Linked DNA regions of Homo sapiens: region 2 is linked to region 1. A link is a loop called in an ENCODE intact Hi-C map of the cell type or tissue named here. Cell type or tissue: mammary epithelial cell. All regions are shown on one strand.

The links. Hi-C counts contacts between places; a loop is a spot of excess contacts. Peaks named below come from ENCODE experiments on the same cell type or tissue, not always from the same donor. Only the 100,000 strongest peaks of a DNase experiment are listed, where the experiment ranks them.
Region 2: it touches region 1 in a loop (2.7-fold over the local background); 4 of 110 quality-filtered maps call a loop at or near these places.

The regions. Positions count from the first base shown.
Region 1 is chr9:114,484,694-114,489,693 of GRCh38, reverse strand. The region is part of intron 1 of WHRN (whirlin); the gene reads left to right. Among named protein-coding and RNA genes, the nearest start is that of WHRN, 18 kb to the left of the region's middle. RefSeq lists an enhancer at 942-1,001. In mammary epithelial cell, a CTCF peak has its summit at 1,920 (motif pointing left); DNase peaks (open chromatin) are centred at 1,923, 3,293 and 4,573.
Region 2 is chr9:114,549,258-114,554,257 of GRCh38, reverse strand. No RefSeq gene overlaps it. Among named protein-coding and RNA genes, the nearest start is that of ATP6V1G1, 36 kb to the left of the region's middle. In mammary epithelial cell, no CTCF peak of the experiment used is centred here; a DNase peak (open chromatin) is centred at 2,117; H3K27ac peaks cover 2,068 bases.

The DNA of each region.
Region 1 (5,000 bases):
GTAGTTTAACCCCCGCTTTAAACTTTACATATCTCATTTGCTTATTTACTAATACATTTATAATTAAGATTCTTACTTAAGTCAAAAGTAATGGAGTGAGTTAACCTGAAAAGCACTTCATTAAAAAGGTAGAGGAATCAGAAGTGATCTTGGAAAGTGTGTGTGTGTGTGTGTGTGCACGCGTGTGTGCGTGTGTGTGTGTACGTGTGTGTGCGTGTGTGTGTGTGTGTATGTGTGTGTGGTGCCTTTGATAGGAACAGTATTTATATTGAAATTGAATTCTGAGCCCCCTAGCAACCAAGGCAAAAGGAGAAATTAATGGATTATTTCCATTCTACTAGAGAAATCATTGGTAACTTCAGGAGAGGTAAATTTCCTTATTGGTGTTCAATTCCAAGAAGAAAGCATCCTTTCATTTCTTCACTGTCTCTTTATGTGGAATCTCTTACCATCTCCTATGTTTTCTATTTATTGATACATCTCTGATCAAGCCACAACAATTTCTTGCCTTCCTGGTCAACTGAGAAGAGTGTAGATAATAAAATAATCATTTGCATAAGTAAGTATGTTGAGATATGTACTTTCAGGGACAGAGCATCACGTGCAAAGGCCTGAAGTGGAGAAGAGCTTGGAGTACTTGATCCTATAAGACAGCTCAGGTGGCAGGGCAGGAGATGAGGCTGGCCAGGCATCAGGACCAGGCGCACAGGCCCAAGATGCACTGTGGGGAGTTTTATAGCAGAAGCAATGGGGAGAGTTTGGGGCAGGGAAGGGTCAGAGTCCACGTATGTTTTATAAGGATTCTCTGGTTGCTCTGCAGTGACTGGGCTGAGAGAGGAGGCTGGGAAGCTGTTGCAGTTAGTGGTCCCTGTAAGAGGTAATTAACACAGATGAAAATGGTACAGATGGAAGGAGCTTGGAAGACAGAGTGCTAATTAGGGTTTTACTTTCTCATGACATTAAAATAAGCTACTGGGGCAGAGTCCGCATCACCAATTTCTGTCCTCCCTCAAAGCAGGGCTAAATGGGAAGGGACTTTCCAGTCCATGTGGCTGGACACAGCACCTGCTCGGGGTTCAAGACCCTAAGGGACTTTCTTTTGTTTACATCCTGTGAGGCCCATGTCCTTTTTAAAAACCCTCCCCTGTCTGTCTTGGGCCAAGGTGTAGGATTGGCCTGGTGTTTAAGGGGGTGTGAATCCCCTTAAACTGCTGGTGAGAGGGCAATGGAGAGAAGCGAGGAGAGAGGTATAAAAGCCCTGCCTTTTATCTTCTGTGACCGTGCATAGACACTTCACCACCTAGAATCGCTTTCCTCATCTGTGCAGTGGGAAGAATAAAATGTGGCATCATCGCTGTAATTTTGCTGTTACTAATGCTACCCACTATTTGCCAAGCACCTCCTGTGCGCCCTGCCCAGTGCAAGATGCTTTATGCACATTTTCTCATTGGCCCTCATTCAGTTTACATGACAGCTCCATGAGCATAGGCGTTATGGCCCCTTTTAATAGGTGGGAACACTGAGGCCAGAGAAGTTAAGTAACTTGTCTGAAGTCTCATAGCTAGGAAGGGGTTGAACACTGTTTGAGAATGGCTTTCTAGCAACTGTACCTTCCACTGGAAAACACTTTTGAGGGAGTTCGCACCCTAAGACACCACCAGGTTACCGTTTTCATTTTGGTGCTTTGCAGTGCTTTAGGGCCCAAGATTTAGCCCCCAGATGATTGGAAGATAGAGCCAAGATCTGCCTAAACTGGGAGCTTTTTGGAAACTGTGGAAGAAAGCACGAAGGAGTGTGGATCTCTCCACCAGAGTGAGCACTCCCTTGGGAGAAGGACATTGCGAGGCCTCCACCCAGCCCTGTCCACATTGTCAGGGGAATTCAGGTCCTCTGTAGGCCCAGATGGCATAGTGCTTCCCCCTGCAGGTAGATACAGGAACTACAAAAGGGATAAGGCATGCCCCAGGGGACACTGGCAAGGAAATGTGATTGTCTGTGAATAAAGACTCACTGCCTATGGCTTCAGGAATTCCATTTTTCTCTAGTTTAGGGAATTAGATGCATGAATGCCCCAAGATGGCACATACAAGGATGTTCATCGCAGGTGATGGTGCTAGCAAAAAATGAGAAACACCCTAAATGTCCATTGATAGGAGAATGAGAATTCGGTAGTGGTGAGTCCCTTCCAGGGAATGGGATGGAGTATTGGAAGAGATGAGCTTTATGTCATTGAACTGGTAAGAAAAGATCTTCAAAATACATTTTTAGTGGAAAAAAAGATGGAGCAGAAAATGTTCAGTTGTGAGTTGATTTATGTAATCAGATGATAAGCTTGTATATGTATATATACGTGTTTATAAAGTACAAGAGCAAGTCAGGAAGGGCAGACATCAACACATATCAGTCGTTACCATGGGTGGTGGGTTGAGACTTCCACTCTGGGTTCTGGGTACTGAGTTCTCTACAGTACCCAGAATTTCTTGTTAGACAAAAAAAAAAAAAAAATTTTTTTTTGGTATCTCTTACCTAGGTTCCAGGTGCTAAACCTTTTATATATATATTGACTAATTTAATAATCAGAACTACCCTGTGAGATAATACCTCTGTTATCTCTTTCACTCTCGCTCTCTTTTTTTTTTTTGGTATCTCTTACCTAGGTTCCAGGTGCTAAACACTATATATATTATATATATATATATATATATATATATATATATATATATATATATATATACACACACACACACACACAACACACACACACACTCTACACACACACACACACTCTACACACACACACACACACACTAATTTAATCATCAGAACTACCCTGTGAGATAATACCTATGTTATTTCTCTCTTTTTTTTTTTTTTTTTTTGCCTGGGAAGCTGGGGCACAGATTGGGTAAGTAACTTGCCCAAGGTTACTGTTGGCAGGTGGCAGAGCTAGGATGGAATTCCCACAGCCTACCTCCAGGGCTGTGGCTCTTAACCACACTTTCTTCACTTGTCTCTCCAAATTCCATGTGTATCTAATGTGTCTATGCTCACATTAAAGTGGAGAAGTGTGGACTGCCTGACTACTGATCTGAAAGAGCACTGCTCTGTGTCCTAATTTGAACAGATTCCTGAGGCTGTCTGGCATATAGAAAACTCATTGAATATCTTGTTCAACGATGAATGAATGGATGGTTGGCTAAACGAGTGAAAAGGAGCAGGGAGAGGTTCTAAAGGAAACAGAACATGTAATGTGCCTCAAGGAACTTGTCTTGTAGTCTTAAAGACAAGATCACGAATGTGACTCAGAGCCTGTGGTATAGACGGCAGCACAATCACAGAAGTGTGCTGGATGCTCTTGGAGGACAGAGTCAGCCACAATCTGGGAAGCTTTTCTGGAGGTCGTGGGAAAGGAGCTGAGTGTTGAAGGCAGCGCAGATACGAGGAAATGTGGATTAAAGAAGGATGTTTCTTAAAAAGAAGAAAGTTGGGGGACACGTGTTTGTGTCCATATAGATTCGAGGTTTAGAGAATTTCTGGGACCTCTGTTTGGGAGAAGGAACTGGCAGCCTCAGGAAGGGAATTAGCATGCATTTAGTACCTACCATGTGCTAGGTACTGTATACGCAGTTTACAGTTTCTTAAATCTTTTCAACAGTTGCTTTTAATTTTATTATTATTTTGAGACAGAATCTTGCGATGTTGCCCCAGCTGGAGTGCAGTGGCTCGATCATAGCTCACCGTAGTCTCGATCTTTTGGGCTCAAGCAAACCTCCCAACTCAGCCTCCTGAGTAGCTAGGACTGCAGGTGCACACCATTATGCCTGGATAATTTTAAATTTTAAAAAAAAAATTTTTTTTGTGGCGTCTCACCATGTTGTCCAGGCTACTCTTGAACTCCTGGCCTCAAGTAATCCTCCTGCCTCTGTCCCCCAAAGTGCTGGGGTTGCAGGCCTGAGCTGCTGTGCCCAGGCAACAATTGATATTTATATACTTATTTATTTAGAGACGGAGTCTCGCTCTGTAGCTCAGGCTGTAGTGCAGTGGTGCAATCTTGGCTCATGGTAACCTCCGCCTCCTGGGGTCAAGCAATTCTTCTGCCTCAGCCTCCTGAGTAGCTGGGATTACAGCCACCCGCCACCATGCCTGGCTAATTTTTTGTATTTTTAGTAGAGACGTGGTTTCACCATGTTGGCCAGGCTGGCCTTGAACTCCTGACTTCAGGTGATCCACCCGCCTCGGCCTCCCAAAGTGCTGGGATTGCAGGCCTGAGCCACTGCGCCTGACCAGCAATTGCTTTTTAAATATAGAAACAGGCACAGAGAGTTTAGGCAATTGGCTCAGTGTCACACAGCAAGTCATCTACAGAGCCAACACCATTGTCCGGTGTGTCTGAACACACAAAGCCCCAGCTAGGCAAGGTGCGGCTGCGAAGAGCAGGCATGCATAATTTTTTCCTCCCTTCTGGGTCACTAAGATGGGTCTTAGACCAGTTCTCCTTCCTGTTGTTGAGTCTCTGTTTCCGAAAAGAGAAAACCTTGCCCTTTGAGGTCTGCACCCTGAAATAAGCTGGGTGACTCATCATTACGTGTCCTTGCTTGAGACTTTTTTGGAATACCTCTGTTGCACGTGCTCCTCAGCACAGTGATCTGATAGTCTTGTGACCTTGAGGTCCACCCCATGCTTGCCTTTGGTGTATGGTTTTGAACACAGAAGCATGTGTGCGTCTGCCATGTTAACACATCCCATTAGCCCCCTACACTGTGACCCTCTCCAGTCTATTTCTCACTCCTCTGCTAAGCAGAGAATCATGTCAGCCTGGTCTATGATTTTGGGGTTTCAGAGTTGGCTCCAAAGAGCTGAGTGAGGCAAATTTGCCTCCTGAGAGCATTAATCCAAGTAGCAAGTTATTAAGTTTGAAGACATACACATATAATTTACATTTCCATAATCATAACGTGCTGCCAGAATAGTCATCTGGTGATGGATAGTATCTTAGTCGT
Region 2 (5,000 bases), 65 kb before region 1:
TCATGGGAATCAGAGACAGTCCATCAAGTTTTAATTGTAACCCCCTCTAGAAGACAAATGGTCTGGGGACAGATCTTAGTAACAGATGCCAGACTGAGTATTACCATCCCCTTCAACATTAGAGGTGGTGATACTCGGCCATGGACTTCCCAGCTCTTCCCTTGAAGTGCAACAGGACCACCATGTTTGCCCACCTCCTCAGGCACCATTCACAGTGTATTTTATGTGAAGGTGTGGAGTTCATCTTTTTTAATTCCTAGGGAGTAAGAATTCAAGGTGACCTTTCTGGCACCCTCTCTACCTGATCAGCCTCCGCCATGCCATTTCGTAAGTATTTTCCCCAGCTCAAGTAGTAGATGAGAAGTTTTGCAAATCAGCTGGCTAAACAGATGTCCAACGGTGGAACAGACTACCAGTGTCCTTTCTTGCAGACACCCCAGTTTGAGCCCTATGTCTGTCTTGGCCTTAGGGAAAAGACAAAGGGGTATCCCTGGATGAACACCGTACTACCCACTGGCCAATGACCTCTAATATTTTTTGGGAAAGGTGTGGACCAATTTCATTTTTTCTCAGTAAGCCTTGTGAGAATACGCATGCTCTGAGAAGGGAATACTATCAGGTGGGTGACTTGATTGACGTGTCACCACAATGGTCCTGTTGCTTAGAAATCCATCAGTCCTTTGTGCATACCCCGTACTTCTGGGACTGTTCACCTGAATCAGTGACCAATGGTTTTGGCTAAAAGTTACAAAACCCATCCAATAGTGGCTTAAATGAAATAGACCTTATTATGTCTCCTAGAAGACTAGGAGCCAGAGGATGCAGGGCCGCTCAGAGGTGATGAGCACTGGGATCAACAGCCCAGTTTCTTCCTATCTTTTGGCTCCGCCTAAGCTGTTAGTTTTTCATGTTCACACTTGTCATCTCAAAGTCACAAGATAGCAATTAGGCATAAACTCTGCTACCAACCTTCCAAAGCAGAAAGAACAGGCATGGTCCAAAAGTCTTTTCTTTCTTCTTTTTCTTCTTTCTTTTTTTTTTTTTTTTTTAATAGAGATGGGGTTTCACCACATTGGCCAGGCTAGCCTCGAACTCCTGACTTCAAGTGATCCACCTGCCTTGGCCTCCCAAAGTGCTGGGATTAAAGGTGTGAGCCACCTGTAATCCAGCCCAAAAGCCTTTTCTTTCTGAGGCTCTGTCTTTTTTCTAGGAATTGAGGGTCGCACACTGACTTCCCTTAGGTCTCTTTGTCCAAAACTGGGGTTGGAAACACTCAAAAAGGGGAATGGGATTGCCAGGGCTGGCATAGACACATGATGACTCATTTCTGGAGTTGAGGGAAGGATCTTGCCCTTACAACAAGCCGGGGAAAGGGGTGGAGGGGCGGGTAACGGTCACCCCTCTGAGTGCCAACCTTGACCATCTATCTTGCTTGCCCATCAGTTCTTCAGTGCATCTGCACCTCCAATGTCCGTGCCCTTCTTGCAGACACCCCAGGTGGAGGCCTTTCCTCTTTTCTCTCTCCCAGCAATACTGGACTTTTCCACAGGAGTGGGTAGCACTCAATAAATGTTTCTTAAATAAATGAAGACAAAAAAATGTTTTAAAAAATGATTTTATGGAGGGTGTGGGGAGTATAGAATTTGGAAGAAACATATTTCATAGAATTATTAGACAAATAGAGCCCAGAGATCAGGAATTCATTGCCAGGAGCCCATGACTGGGTGTCAGCGGGTTCCATGAAACCCTGAGATTGCATGACACATTTTGCATGAATGTGTATATAAATTTTGGGTAGGGTGTGTCCTTGGTTTATAGCACATGTAAGATTCTGCAACCTCTAAAAGACTCAGAAAGCCCACCCCAAATGGCCAAGGGCAACACCCTCAATTACCGGTGGGCAAAGTAGTAGCCAGCATCCTCCAAGGAATGACAAGCTAGCAGGACTGAGCTTCTGACTCCCAGGACCTCTCCTCCTAAAGCCACAGACTCCATTGTTTCTATTTTTAAAAGGCCAGTCCAAAAGGTGTTATTATTCTCTGTCTCCCAGCACAGCTTGGAGCAGAGTGGCCAGACTAGGGAAGGAGTCTCTCGTGATGACTCACCACCATCCTCCCCTGAGTAATGGCCTTCAGGCTCTATCACTCACTTGTGCTGACGCACTAGACTGGAAAAAGCTGACCCTGAGTCAGTGGTTATATGGACACATAAAACCCTGGGAGGCGGGACCAAAGAGAAGGAGCTGAGCTGGAGGTAAAGCCAGTGCCCACCACCCAGACCCACACCTCCCCAACCCCAAGGGAGAAAGGTAATTTACTTAGGCAAGAGCCAGGTGAGCTACTGGATCAGTGTTAAAACTCCAAGCAGCCCCTGCATAGTGGATAGCTTGTAGGTGAAGATGGAGAATGGGAAGAAGGCCCACCTCTCCCTCAATAGGCAGCTCCTTCCCACTTTTGGGATGGAGAATAGCTGCGGTTGAGTTTGGCTTGGGAGGCTCAGTGAGTTAGTTAGGACCCCACCCCACATAATTCAGAGTGTGTGAGGCTGGGTGCAGTGGCTTACGCCTGTAATCCCAGTACTTTGGGAGGCCAAGGTGGGAGGATCGCTTGAGGCCAGGAGTTTGAGACCAGCCTGGGAAACACAGGGAGACCCCCTCCTCTGCCCCATCTCTACAAAAAAAAATTTTTTTTTTTTAATTAGCCGGACTTGGTGGCCTGTGCCCATTATCCCAGCTACTTGGGAGGCTGAAGGGGGAGGGATTGCTTGAGCCTGGAAGGCTGAGGCTGCTGTGAGCTGTGTGGTTGGACCACTGCACTCTAGCCCAGGCAACAAAGCAAGACCCTGTCTCAAAAAAAAAAAATAATAATAATAATTAATGAAATTTAAAAAATACAAAAACAAACAAACAAACAAAAAACAACCCACACATTGTTGTGTGAGAGCAGGCCCGGGACAGTTTTCCAGCTCCCAAGGTGTGCACCCTGGTCGGTAAGCCCTGGATTTGTTATGTGATCTTGGGAAACTCATTTGGCCTCCCTGGTCCTCCGTTGGTTTCCTTAATAGAAAGTTAAGGGGTTGCACTAGGTCAGTGGTTCTACATATTCCTCCCTAACAACCTCTGACTCCACAAAGGTAACCCTAGGCAAGCCATGGAGGGGAAGGGTCCCAGTGAGGGGCCTTAGAGACTAGGAGGAGAGGTGCCTTGGGGGACAAACGAGAGGGCCCCTTGGAAAAGGAAGGACACTGGCCTCTGGACATTTCATGCTGATGGGATTCTGCAGCATGGCTGCCCTTTAGAAGTGAAGAGCTTTGGCCAGGCTCACACCTGTAGTCCCAGCACTTTGGGAGGCTGAGGCAGGAGGATTGCTTGAGCCTAGGAGTTTGAGACCAGCCTGGGCAACATAGTGAGACCCCATCGATATTTTTTTAAAAAGAAATGTGGAGCTTTGTAAAATCAGAATTGCTTTCCCCAGACCTACTGATTCAGAGTCTTGCAGGGATAGAGACTGGAACTTGGACTTTCAGAAAGCTCTCCAGGACATTCTAAAGCAGCAGAGATTGTGCCTGTGAATAGCCACTGCACTCTAGCCTGGACAACATAGTGAGACCCCATCTCTGTAGAAGAGGGAGAAGGAGAAATAAAGTAGCAGGGGCTGGAGATCTAAGATCTGGGCCCACTCAAGGTCAAGGTGCTGCTGACCACCTCTTTCCCAGTTGCCCCCTGGCCACAGTGGAGATGCCCATTCCAGGAGGCAGCCCCCACCTCAAAAGAAAGGAAAAGAACAGAAAAGAAAAGAAGAACAATGGGGTCCAGACTTCAGCAGGTCCTCCAAGAGCAGCCGACCTCCTGCTTCCAGGTGTTCCAAGTGCATCAGTTCACACACATCTGTTGCCAGAGCCACAAGTCTATCGAGATCCTGAGTGGAAATATCTCCATCATTTAGCTGGTGACAGAGGCAATACCAAGAACAGTGTACTTACAATCGCTAGAGAAAAACATTGAATGGATTTTGAATAGCTGCAGAACGGCTCACACAGTGCACACAAATTCATTATCAGACTTGGCTCCACTCCTTTCAGGCGTGCCTCAGGCATGATAGGTTTCTGAAATTTGCATTCCTAAATGGAGGATGCTGATGCAGAAAGCAGGCAGCCGAGATGGGATTGGAGGAGGGAAAGATTCACAAGTGAGTTGGGTGGCGGTTGCTAGGAAAAGAACAATGTTGGTTGGAACTGTTGAGTTACAATGACAGAGTCCCAACTCTTGGCGGTTGAAGGAGAAAAGGAGATTTACTGGCGTCATGGAAGAGCTCAGAGTGACTCTGTGTCTTACAGAGTCTCTCTGCAGCCCCTGGTTCTGCTTTCCTCTGTGAGAACTTCCGTCTTGGCCAGGCCCTCACAAAGTGGCAACACAGGTGGCCACCAATGGTTCCGGCTTAGCTACTGCAGGGAAAGAATTCTTCTTTGTCCCAGAAGAGCCAGCCAAAGTCTGAGGGTGGACTCTCAGGGGCAGGCTTGTGACATCTGGACATCCCTGAACAGAGCACAGTGGCCAGGCCTGGAGCCGAACCATGAGGTGTGCCTCACTCAGACCGCAGAAACTGACATGACAGAGTGGCTTCTTCAGGGAGAATTAGGATGCTGTTATTAGAAGGAGGCGAGATGCTGGGAAGGCACGCAGGAGCTCTTCCCAGCCACTGCGGCAGGAGTGAAAAGCACTTGCTCTTGTTTCTGTCATGTGCTGAGCTCACTTCTATTACAGATTTTTCTAGGTGGTCATTTCTTTATCTGCATGTCTTCCCTGCTGGTTATGTATCCTCTCTCAGGCAGGAGCTGTGACCTCTATCATCTTTAAACTTGCAGATTTACAGAGGTGGTTAATAAGTCTTACTAGATGGGGTAAATAGCACAAGACTGGGATTAGAGAATTCTGAGTTTCTGTCTGGATTCTATGTGTAGACTTGTGTGCAGCCTTTGAGCAAGTGCTTTCTTCTCCTTCG